Linked DNA regions of Homo sapiens: regions 1, 2 and 4 are each linked to region 3. Evidence: read pairs that join two places in POLR2A ChIA-PET (ENCODE). Cell type or tissue: PC-9. All regions are shown on one strand. Region 1 has its middle 7.2 kb from the start of GSTP1. Region 2 has its middle 11 kb from the start of GSTP1. Region 3 overlaps LOC100130987 (a long non-coding RNA gene). Region 4 overlaps PC (pyruvate carboxylase).

The links. Peaks named below come from ENCODE experiments on the same cell type or tissue, not always from the same donor. Only the 100,000 strongest peaks of a DNase experiment are listed, where the experiment ranks them.
Region 1: POLR2A ChIA-PET joins it to region 3 with 6 read pairs; 4 of 35 experiments call an interaction of 5 or more read pairs at or near these places.
Region 2: POLR2A ChIA-PET joins it to region 3 with 5 read pairs; 7 of 35 experiments call an interaction of 5 or more read pairs at or near these places.
Region 4: POLR2A ChIA-PET joins it to region 3 with 5 read pairs; 3 of 35 experiments call an interaction of 5 or more read pairs at or near these places.

What each region holds. Positions count from the first base shown.
Region 1 is chr11:67,589,712-67,592,211 of GRCh38, reverse strand. No RefSeq gene overlaps it. Among named protein-coding and RNA genes, the nearest start is that of GSTP1, 7.2 kb to the right of the region's middle. In PC-9, no CTCF peak of the experiment used is centred here; no DNase peak of the experiment used is centred here.
Region 2 is chr11:67,571,302-67,573,801 of GRCh38, reverse strand. No RefSeq gene overlaps it. Among named protein-coding and RNA genes, the nearest start is that of GSTP1, 11 kb to the left of the region's middle. In PC-9, CTCF peaks have their summits at 721 and 922 (motif pointing left); a DNase peak (open chromatin) is centred at 941; H3K27ac peaks cover 322 bases.
Region 3 is chr11:67,344,843-67,347,342 of GRCh38, reverse strand. The region is part of intron 2 of LOC100130987 (a long non-coding RNA gene); the gene reads right to left. Among named protein-coding and RNA genes, the nearest start is that of POLD4, 7.5 kb to the left of the region's middle. In PC-9, a CTCF peak has its summit at 1,332; DNase peaks (open chromatin) are centred at 702, 1,182 and 1,882; H3K4me3 peaks cover 450 bases; H3K27ac peaks cover 2,500 bases.
Region 4 is chr11:66,847,866-66,850,365 of GRCh38, reverse strand. It overlaps PC (pyruvate carboxylase), which reads left to right. Exons shown (of 23, transcript NM_001040716.2): 19 at 1-146; 20 at 250-429; 21 at 507-755; 22 at 996-1,136; 23 at 1,219-1,946. The coding sequence ends at 1,467. Among named protein-coding and RNA genes, the nearest start is that of RCE1, 5.7 kb to the right of the region's middle. RefSeq lists an enhancer at 1-122. In PC-9, no CTCF peak of the experiment used is centred here; no DNase peak of the experiment used is centred here; H3K27ac peaks cover 428 bases.

The DNA of each region.
Region 1 (2,500 bases), 240 kb before region 3:
AGGGCCTTTATAAAGCTTCTCAATTAAAAAAAAATTTAATTAATGAAGAATTCTTTTAAAAAGCAATCTCCCTGGAGACAGACATCAAAGATCACAGCTTCCAACCTGGAGATTTTGTTTATTGGAAACATCATCAAATAAAATACTCCCTCCAACCATGTTGGAAGGGATCATGTCACGTACTGTTAACCAGTCTTTGTGCAGCTAACATCAGGGGCATTGACTCATGGATTCTCATTTTTTTTTTCACTTTAAAAAGGCAGCCCACCTGAGTGGACATCTTTCATCACCAGAGATCTCCCACCGAAGCTGACCACAACCAGTCACCTTGTTCTTCAAACCTGGATGAGAAGTGGAAACTCGGTTTGGAAGGATCACTCAAAAGGCTAAATGGCTGCAAGCTGTCAAAAAGCCAACCCCATTACATGATCTATTTGATTTGTTACCTTCACAAATAAGAACACTTTTCAGATCTGGATTTCAACTTGTTTTGTTAATAACTGTCTTTATTTGCATCATATTTTTTTTTTGATACAGTTTCACTCTTGTCGCCTAGGCTGGAGTGCAGTGGCGCCATCTCAGCTCACTGCAAGCTCCGCCTCCAGGGTTCAAGCGAATCTCCTGCCTCGGCCTCCTGAGTAGCTGGGATTACAGGTGTCTGCCACCACACCTGGCTAATTTTTGTGTTTTTAGTAGAGACAGGTTTCACCATGTTGGCCAGGCTGGTCTCGAACTCCTAACCTCAAGTGATCTGCCCAACTCAGCCTCCCACCTCAGCCTCCCAAAGTGCTGGGATTACAGGTGTGAGCAACTGTGCCCGGCCAGTAGTTTTTATTCTTAAATTGATTATGCTTTGCATTTCTAGATGTCTTAAGTCAACAACAAAAAATAAAATCATGATAGCTAGATGCTTAGAAATGCTCTCACATGTCACGGCTCCTTTGTAAGCGGATGGCTCGACTGAGTTCCCATTGCTTTGTCCCTCTGTGGTTCTAATCAATTTGACCTTGAGACTTCACTAAATTCTTTTTTTTTTTTTTTTTTTTTGAAATGAAGTCTTGCTCTTGTTGCCCAGGCTGGAGTGCAATGGTGCGATCTTGGCTCACTGCAACCTCTGCTTCCCAGGTTCAAGCGATTCTCCTGCCTCAGCCTCCTGAGTAGCTGGGATTATAAGCGTGCACCACCACGCCCGGGTAATGTTTGTATTTTTAGTAGAGACGGGTTTCACCATGTTGGCCAGGCTGGTCTCGAACTCCCGACCTCAGGTGATCCACCCGCCTCGGCCTCCCAAAGTGCTGGGATTACAGGCGTGAGCCACCGTGCCCGGCACCTTCACTAAATTCTTTAACCATAGGTACCTCTCCTCTTTCTCTCTGAAGTAGGACAGATGGCCTGGGAATAAGCCTTCCCAGTGACATGGGACAAACTTGCATCTAACACATTGATTCCTGAATCTTACGTGACAGTGAACAAAAATCATATGCATAAAAAAAATGTCGATCATCAATGCTTTCAGAAGAGAAAAATATCTATCAAAAGAGGGAAATGAGAAAGAAAAGTAGCTTAGAGCAGTGTGAAGAATGCGAGCTATGCAAAACGTATCAGGCCAGGAGAGACAGGAAAATGAGTCTCCCTGCCGGGGGTAGTTGTTTAAGGGTATTTTGTTCTTTCTTCTCGTGTAGTTTCCAGACTAACTGATAAATTAAAATGCTATCAGGCATCGATTTTTTTTTTGAGACGGAGTCTCGCTTTGTCACCCAGGCTGGAGTGCAGTGGTGCAATCTCGGCTCACTGTAAGCTCCACCTCCCAGGTTCACGCCATTCTCCTGCCTCAGCCTCCCAAGCAGCTGGGACTACAGGTGCCTGCCACCACACCCGGCTAATTTTTTTGTATTTTTAGTAGAGACAGGGTTTCACCATGTTAGCCAGGATGGTCTTGACCTCCTGACCTCGTGATCCACCCTCCTCGGCCTCCCAAAGTGCTGGGATTACAGGCGTGAGCCACTGCACCCGGTCAAAAGTTTGGGTTTCTTCTGGCCTATATATGGACCAAGTAGGGGCTTGTGGACCTTGGATATTGTCCTCAGAGCAATACCATTCTGCCTCTTGCATCCAATTTTGAGCTTCCTCAGGTCCTGTCAACATATGTGTAACTAGATTACTGAGGTCAGGGTGGAGCCCATTAACAAATAGGGCAGACAAAGCATTTTCTATGCCGGACAGGGATACCTTTTATTATTGCTCTGAGCTTAAGATTTTAACTATGGCATAAGGGTAAAGAAGCAGACATGGTTGATTTGACAGCCTAACTTGTATAACTTATCTAGCTGGGTTTTTTTTCATTGCATCGTCAAGGTGGGAAGGTAACCAAGCAAAGAAGTCAGCAGATTCAGAGGAGGCTAGTGAGAAAGATGGAGAACTTAGAACCCTCTGCTTGCCAACCAAAAATACAACCCATTATTTCTGGGGTGTTTGGGATCCCCCCTCTTTTTTTTCAATG
Region 2 (2,500 bases), 230 kb before region 3:
TTGTTGCCAAATAAGTTTTAGTATTATACTTGGCCTGATTATTTGTAAAAAGTGCAATGAGAATAGTGAATGGCCATACAGGCTCTTTTAAATTGGCTTTGCTGGAGCTTTTTCATGAAGAATCTCAGGTTGGACTTTTGAAAGCCTCCCCAGGCTTTGAAGCCAACCCATGGATTCATGATCAGCCTGTGCCTGTAGTACCTGTATGAATTGGGTGAATTCCTCTCTTCTCAAGGTCCCAAATATCTTGAGGTTCCTGGGCTTGTCAGAAAGTGACATTCTTTCCTTACCACAATGTAGGGTCCAGCCCTACAGGGCCTATGGGTTTTTCTCTTCGTGTGCGGAGACGAGAGATTGTAGAAATAAAGACACAAGACAAGGAGATAGAAGAAAAGACAGCTGGGCCTGGGGGACCACTACCACCAAGACGCGAAGGCCCAAATGCCTGGCCGCGCTGATAATTATTGTATACAAGGCAAGAGGGCAGGGTAAGGAGCGTGAGTCATCTCCAATGTAAAGTCCAATGTAAGGGTAAGGTCACGCGAGTCATGTGTCCACCGAACGGGGCCATTCCCTGTTTGGTAGCCGAGGCGGAGAGAGAGAGGGGACAGCTTACGTCATTATTTCTTCTATGCATTTCTCGGAAAGATCAAAGACTTTAATACTTTCACTAATTCTGCTACTGCTATCTAGAAGGCGGGGCCAGGTGCACAGAGCGGAACATGAAAGTGGACCAGGATCGTGACCACTGAAGCACAGCATCACAGGGAGACATTTAGGCCTCCGGATGGCTGCGGGCAGGCCTGGCTGATGGCAGGCCTTCCACAGGAGGTGGTGAAGCAGAGTGTTCTCTAACTCCCTGGGGGAAAGGGAGACTCCCTTTCCCAGTCTGCTAAGTAACAGGTGCCTTCCCAGGCACTGGCGTTACTGCTAGACCAAGGAGCCCTCTAGTGGCCCTTGTGCGGGCTTGACAGAGGGCTCACATTCTTGCCTTCTGGTCACTTCTCACCGTGTCCCTTCAGCTCCTAATTCTGTATGGCCTGGTTTTCCTTAGGTAATAAGTATAGAACAGGTAATAATTATAGAACAGAGATTAATATAATAAAGAGTAATGCTACAAACTAATGATTGATAATATTCATATATAATCATGTCTATATTCTATTTCTAGTATAACTATTCTTATTCTAATTATTTTCTTTATTATGCTGGAAGAGCTCATGCCTTCCGTCTCTTGCCTCGGCACGTGGGTGGCTTGCCGCCCACACCACAAGGTCAGGAAGCTTGTAAGGGAACCATAAAAACCAGGTACCAGACCAATCTCTCCAAGGGACTTTTTACTGGCTCTATAAAATCAGCCTCAACTCCTCAAAACAGTCTGGCTGTATCTGAAAATATGCCAGTACAGTCAAAGCCTTGGTAAAATTACGAGTGTCTTCAGTGTGCCCAGTTACAAAAGAAAACATAGTCTTACTGAACTTATGCAAATAACTGTATTGCAATAAAATAAGAATCGTCACAAATAGTGTCCAAATTTTGGAGAAATCAGGTAGAGAGAAAGGTAAATATTTCAATTTTGCTCACAAAAGTATACTTTGCCCAATGGCTGTGAGTTATAAATAGCTCAAAAGAAAAAGTTTTCTTGTTTCTAGAAAACAAAATATAAAAAGAATCAGCAACGTTTCAAACAAACAAAAGTCATAAAAATCATTTTAGTCCCCTATCGGTTCTGTCCTACGTAATTAATTCTCGTTCTGCTTGATGTTGTGTTCACAATCTTCATGAATGCATCAGTTCTTTATTAGGGTTCTGGAAGTTTTTACTTAGTTCAGTGGTATGATCTCTAAAGTTACCAGAGCAGGGTGCGGTAGCTCGTGACTGTGGTCCCAGTGTTACCAGATGGAAAGTCTTGACTGTGAGTTGTCCAGGTTCTTGGCGTGTTGAACAAAGAACTGAACAAAATGCACAAAGCAACAGAAGATGAAAGCATAGATGTATTAAAGCAAAAGTACGCTCCACAGAGTGGGAGCAGGCTCAAGCAGCCCCAATTACAATATGCTTCAGGGTTTTTATTAAGCCAAAAGAATTTGGTAACACCATAGGTGCCCTGCAGAGGCTTCCAATTGGTTACACCCTGTAAGCGATTGGCCCGTGACCAATCAGAGGCTGAAGTGCAGACCCTGCCTGTGGTCAATCGGAGGCAGAAGTGGAGACTCCTGTCTTGTTATCACAGGAGTGAGGACGTGGCCTGCGTGCTGCCTAATCTTGCCTAGAACTGGCTGCCCCTGCTGTTTTTTGCTTATGCCTTAACCCTTTGTTACCCTAATTCCCTGTTCTCCTATCTTACCAGCACTTTGGAAGGACAAGGCAAAAGGATCACCTGAGGTCAGGAGTTTGAGACCAGCCTGAGTGACACAGAAAGACTGTACAAAAAATTTAAAAATTAGCCAAGCGTGATGGTGCATGCCTGTAGTCCCAGCTACTCGGGAGGCTAGGGTAG
Region 3 (2,500 bases):
CAGGAGTGAACTGCCACACCCAGCCAGAGAATAGTGTTCTAGACTAAGGGAATGAGCTGAACAAAGGCAAGCAGGAGGGAATTATGTGTGTGCCACAGGCTAGGTGCACAGAGCTGTGAAGTATATACCACAGAGGTTTCCACATAAAATCATAAAAAACTAGCATTTGGCTGGGAGCGGTGGCTCATGCCTGTAATCCCAGCACTTTGGGAGGCCGAGGCGGGTGGATCACCTGAGGTTGGGAGTTCGAGACCAGCCTGACAAACGTGGAGAAACCCTGTCTCTACTAAAAATACAAAATTAGCTGGGCGTGGTGGTGCATGCCTGTAATTCCAGCTACTCAGGAGGCTGAGGCAGGAGAATCACTTGAACCGGGGAGGCGGAGGTTGCAGTGATGCAGTAACCAAGATCGCGCCACTGCACTCCAGCCTGGGTAACAAGAGCGAAGCTCCATCTCAAAAAAAATAAAAATAAATAAAATAAAGGGACAAAGAACTATAAGAGATGTTGCAAAAGAAGTTGGCAAAACTTGCATTTGGTAAGGGAAGAATGGGGAGGAGGTGTCAAATATGACTCAGGTTTTGAGCTTGGGTGGGTGAGAGAATGCTGATGCCATGGGAAGAAAAATGGAAACTGGGAGGGGGAAGACAGGCTCAATTTTATACATGCTTGGTTTGAGATGACGACAGGACACCAAATGGAAACATCTGGTAGGAAATGGAAACAGAGCTCAAGTCCAGCAGAGAGGTCAGGGGAGGGGCAGTATCCAGGGGACAAGGAAATCACCTGCATAGAACTGACCTATGCGCACAGATGAAAGATTCAAGAGAGACAGTCAAAGAGAAGACCAAGCATGGCACCTGGGAAAATTCTCTCTAGAAAATGGTGGAAGAAGATCCAGCAAACCAGAGGGGAAGAGTGCTCAGAGTGGCAGGAGAACCAAGGCAGAGCAGTGTCCCAGAGGTCACCGGTGTGATGCTGCAGAGACATCAAGGAAGACACTGTCAGGAAGCATGGAGGGGACTTGCCCTCAATTCCATTCCTCCATTTCCCACTTCCCGCTATCCTCGTTTTGTAGTTCTCTCGAGTGTCTTTGGCTGTCATGGTAACTACCAGTACCACACCCCTCTATGAAGGCCACACTGATTCATTCTTTATTGACTCAGGTGTGGCAACATTTATCCACCCTCAGACAAACTCACTAGTAGCTTGAAGGTTTAAGGAGCTAATTTACCAAGAAACTAAAGTCAACACAGGAAAGAAGCAAGTTTCTGAACTGGTCTAGAAACAGAAGAAAACTACAACAGTGCCAGCTTGAGGCCAATTTGGGTTACTGCCACCTCTGGGACTCAAGAGATTCTCAAAATGATTCCTGGTTTTCCACGCAGTTTATCCACCTGAGTCTATCCACCTGAGTCCTAAGCTAGAAAACCATAACTTTGTGCTAGTCATGGCAGATGCAAATGATTAGAACCCCAGGCCCTAAGCCCCAAGAGCTCACTGTAGTAGGGAGACAGAAAACAGACGCGCAAGTATACTTCAAACAATGCTGCAAGACAGGCATGGGCCTGGCCTATGACAACCTTCAGCTGAGTATGTAAGGACGAGTAGGGGTGCCCTCCAGGTGAACAAGTGATGGTAGACCATGTGTTGGCATCTGAGATCTGAGTCCTTCTTAAGCCCAACTTTGGTCCTTTGTCTCTTGAAGGAAAAGGCATCTCCTAGGAGCTCCCTCTGGGATGTGAGCCTCCATCCTGACCTCGTGGATGCCCCTTCACCTCACCTAGAGGCGCCAATGGTTCCTATGCCTGCAGGCCCTGCCCTTGACTGCAGGATGTTTTTCACTCTGTGCAGCCTTCCCTGAAGAGAGTTAAGGATTTCCCCTCTGCTTCCCACGGTAACCTGTTTCTGTTTTATTACAGCATGTCACATTGCCACAACAATACGCTTCATTGTTTTCAGTGCTAGAGAATATTTTATCTCTGCTGGTGTATACCTAACACAAGGTTGGCTACATAGTAAGCGCTCAAAGCTGGCTGAGGTTGGTCATAGTGGCTTACCCCTGTAATCCTAGCACTTTGGGAGGCTGAGGAAAGAGGATCACTTGAGCCCAGGAGTTTGAGACCAGCCTGGGCAACAAAGGGGTATCCTGTCTCTACAAAAAACAAAAAAAAACTAAAAATTAGCTCGGTGTGGCACACGCCTGTGGCCCCAGATAGTGGGGCTGAGGCAGGAGGATCACTTGAGCCCATGAAGTTGAAATGCAGTGAGCCATATTCCCACTACAGCACTCCAGCCTGAGCAACACAGCAAGACCCTGTGTAAAAAAAAAAAAAAAAAAAAAAAAAAAGCTGACCAAATCGTCCCACTTCACTCACATCTACTTTTTTTTTTGAAACAAACTCTTGCTCTATCCCCCAGGCTGGAGTGCAGTGGCATAATCTTGGCTCACAGCAACCTCTGCCTCCCAGGTTCAAGGGATTCTCTTGCCTCAGCCTCC
Region 4 (2,500 bases), 500 kb after region 3:
ACTCGGACGTGTATGAAAATGAGATCCCAGGGGGCCAGTACACCAACCTGCACTTCCAGGCCCACAGCATGGGGCTTGGCTCCAAGTTCAAGGAGGTCAAGAAGGCCTATGTGGAGGCCAACCAGATGCTGGGCGATCTCATCAAGGTGAGCCCGGCCCGGTGCTCCTTACCTGACCCAGCCCTGCATGCACCTGCCACTGGCCTCCTTGAGGTGCCTGGCACCCTAACCTCCAGGGCCTTCTCCTCAGGTGACGCCCTCCTCCAAGATCGTGGGGGACCTGGCCCAGTTTATGGTGCAGAATGGATTGAGCCGGGCAGAGGCCGAAGCTCAGGCGGAAGAGCTGTCCTTTCCCCGCTCCGTGGTGGAGTTCCTGCAGGGCTACATCGGTGTCCCCCATGGGGGGTTCCCCGAACCCTTTCGCTCTAAGGTAGGGAAGGCCCAGCATGGTGTGAGGGTGGGGGCTGGATGCAGGACTTGGGACTGATCCTCTGCTTTGCTCCCCAGGTACTGAAGGACCTGCCAAGGGTGGAGGGGCGGCCTGGAGCCTCCCTCCCTCCCCTGGATCTGCAGGCACTGGAGAAGGAGCTGGTAGACCGGCATGGGGAGGAGGTGACGCCGGAAGATGTGCTCTCAGCAGCTATGTACCCCGATGTGTTTGCCCACTTCAAGGACTTCACTGCCACCTTTGGCCCCCTGGATAGCCTGAATACTCGCCTCTTCCTGCAGGGACCCAAGATCGCAGAGGAGTTTGAGGTCAGTGGCTCTGGCGCTTCTCCACACTCCACCCTGGCCCCCTGCCCCAGAGCTCTGGAGTTTAGCTTGGCTGTCACCCAGCCTCGCAAGCTTTGGGAGCAGAAAGGACCCTTGAGACCGGGAGCTAGGCCTTTAGGAACGAGGAGCCAAGGCCCAGTGTGGGGACTTCCTATGGCCAGGGCCGGGGGACTGCTCTCCCACCTTGGCGTCCAGCTCTGAGTCTGCACACCCTCCCTGCAGGTGGAGCTGGAGCGGGGCAAGACGCTGCACATCAAAGCCCTGGCCGTGAGCGACCTGAACCGGGCCGGCCAGAGGCAGGTCTTCTTTGAGCTCAATGGGCAGCTGCGGTCCATCTTGGTCAAGGACACCCAGGCCATGAAGGTATTGTCTCCCCCAGGGCCAGCCAGGCGGTGGGGCTTGGCTGGGCCCAGGATGTCATGTCCCCTCTGCCCTGTGTCTTCAGGAGATGCACTTCCACCCCAAGGCCCTAAAGGACGTGAAGGGCCAGATCGGGGCGCCCATGCCTGGGAAGGTGATAGACATCAAAGTGGTGGCAGGGGCCAAGGTGGCCAAGGGCCAGCCCCTGTGTGTGCTCAGTGCCATGAAGATGGAGACTGTGGTGACCTCACCCATGGAGGGTACTGTCCGCAAGGTTCATGTGACCAAGGACATGACACTGGAAGGTGACGACCTCATCCTGGAGATCGAGTGATCTTGCCCCAGACCGGCAGCCTGGCCATCCCCAAGCCTTCAACAGAAGCTGTGCTGCCACGGCAGGCCCAGGCCAGCCAGTGCCCGAGGCCAGGAAGGCCGGGCCGTGGAGGTCCTGTCCACAGCTGGACAGGAGAGACACCGCCTGCGGTGGTTCATTCCTTTCAGCCATCGTCCTTTCCTCCGGCGGACAGCTGCTTACATGTTCATCTCTTGCCAAATAAGGGTCCCCTCCTCACTGGAGACTACAAGTGGTGGGTCAGGTGGTCCTAGGACCCAGGGGAGGTTTAGGGGTCCTATCTCCTGGGGGAAGGGGAGATCTAAGATGTCCCAGGTCCTGGGAAGTTTACTCAATAAAGCTGGCTTTCCCCTGCCCTCCATGCTGGATCCTGTGCAGCCCCCAGCCTGCACCACTCAGCAGTGGGGGGCTGCCTTTCAAGCTCCCCATGGGTGGGCAGGTCAGTTGTGTCGTTCTCCTCAGAGGGTAGTGAGAATGACCATCGTGGCCCTGTTTTAAGTCACTATTGGGTGCCTACTGTGTATACTCCCCAAACAGGACTAGTAGTACTGAACTTGCTTGAGGGGTGGGGCCTGTTCTAAGTATTTAACACCTATTAACACAGGGAATTAACCTTCATCCTCTTATGGACACAGAAATCAAGTCACAGGAAGATTAAATAATTTGTCCAGGACTTCACAAGTAGTAAGAGAGAGAGATGAAACCCAGGCCGTTGGCAGACTCGCCTCCCAACCCCGCTGCTTTATTTTCTAAAACCCAAGGCCAGCGTCCCACCTCAGTTAGCAGGTAAATGCAAGCAGGTACCACCTTGTGGGCAGTGGGTAAGACCCTCGGGAATGGTGATCCGGGAGTCTTGTGTGTGCTCTGGATGTGAGAATGTTGGTGGGAGGTGAGGGGGAGCACCGGGTCCAGGGTCTCAGGTTCTAACCCTGCCACTCCCCATGACCACCCCTCCAGACTCCTGCTCAGTTCCCTTTCCTGCAGTGGGGACAGTAACCCTGCCTGCACCACTGCC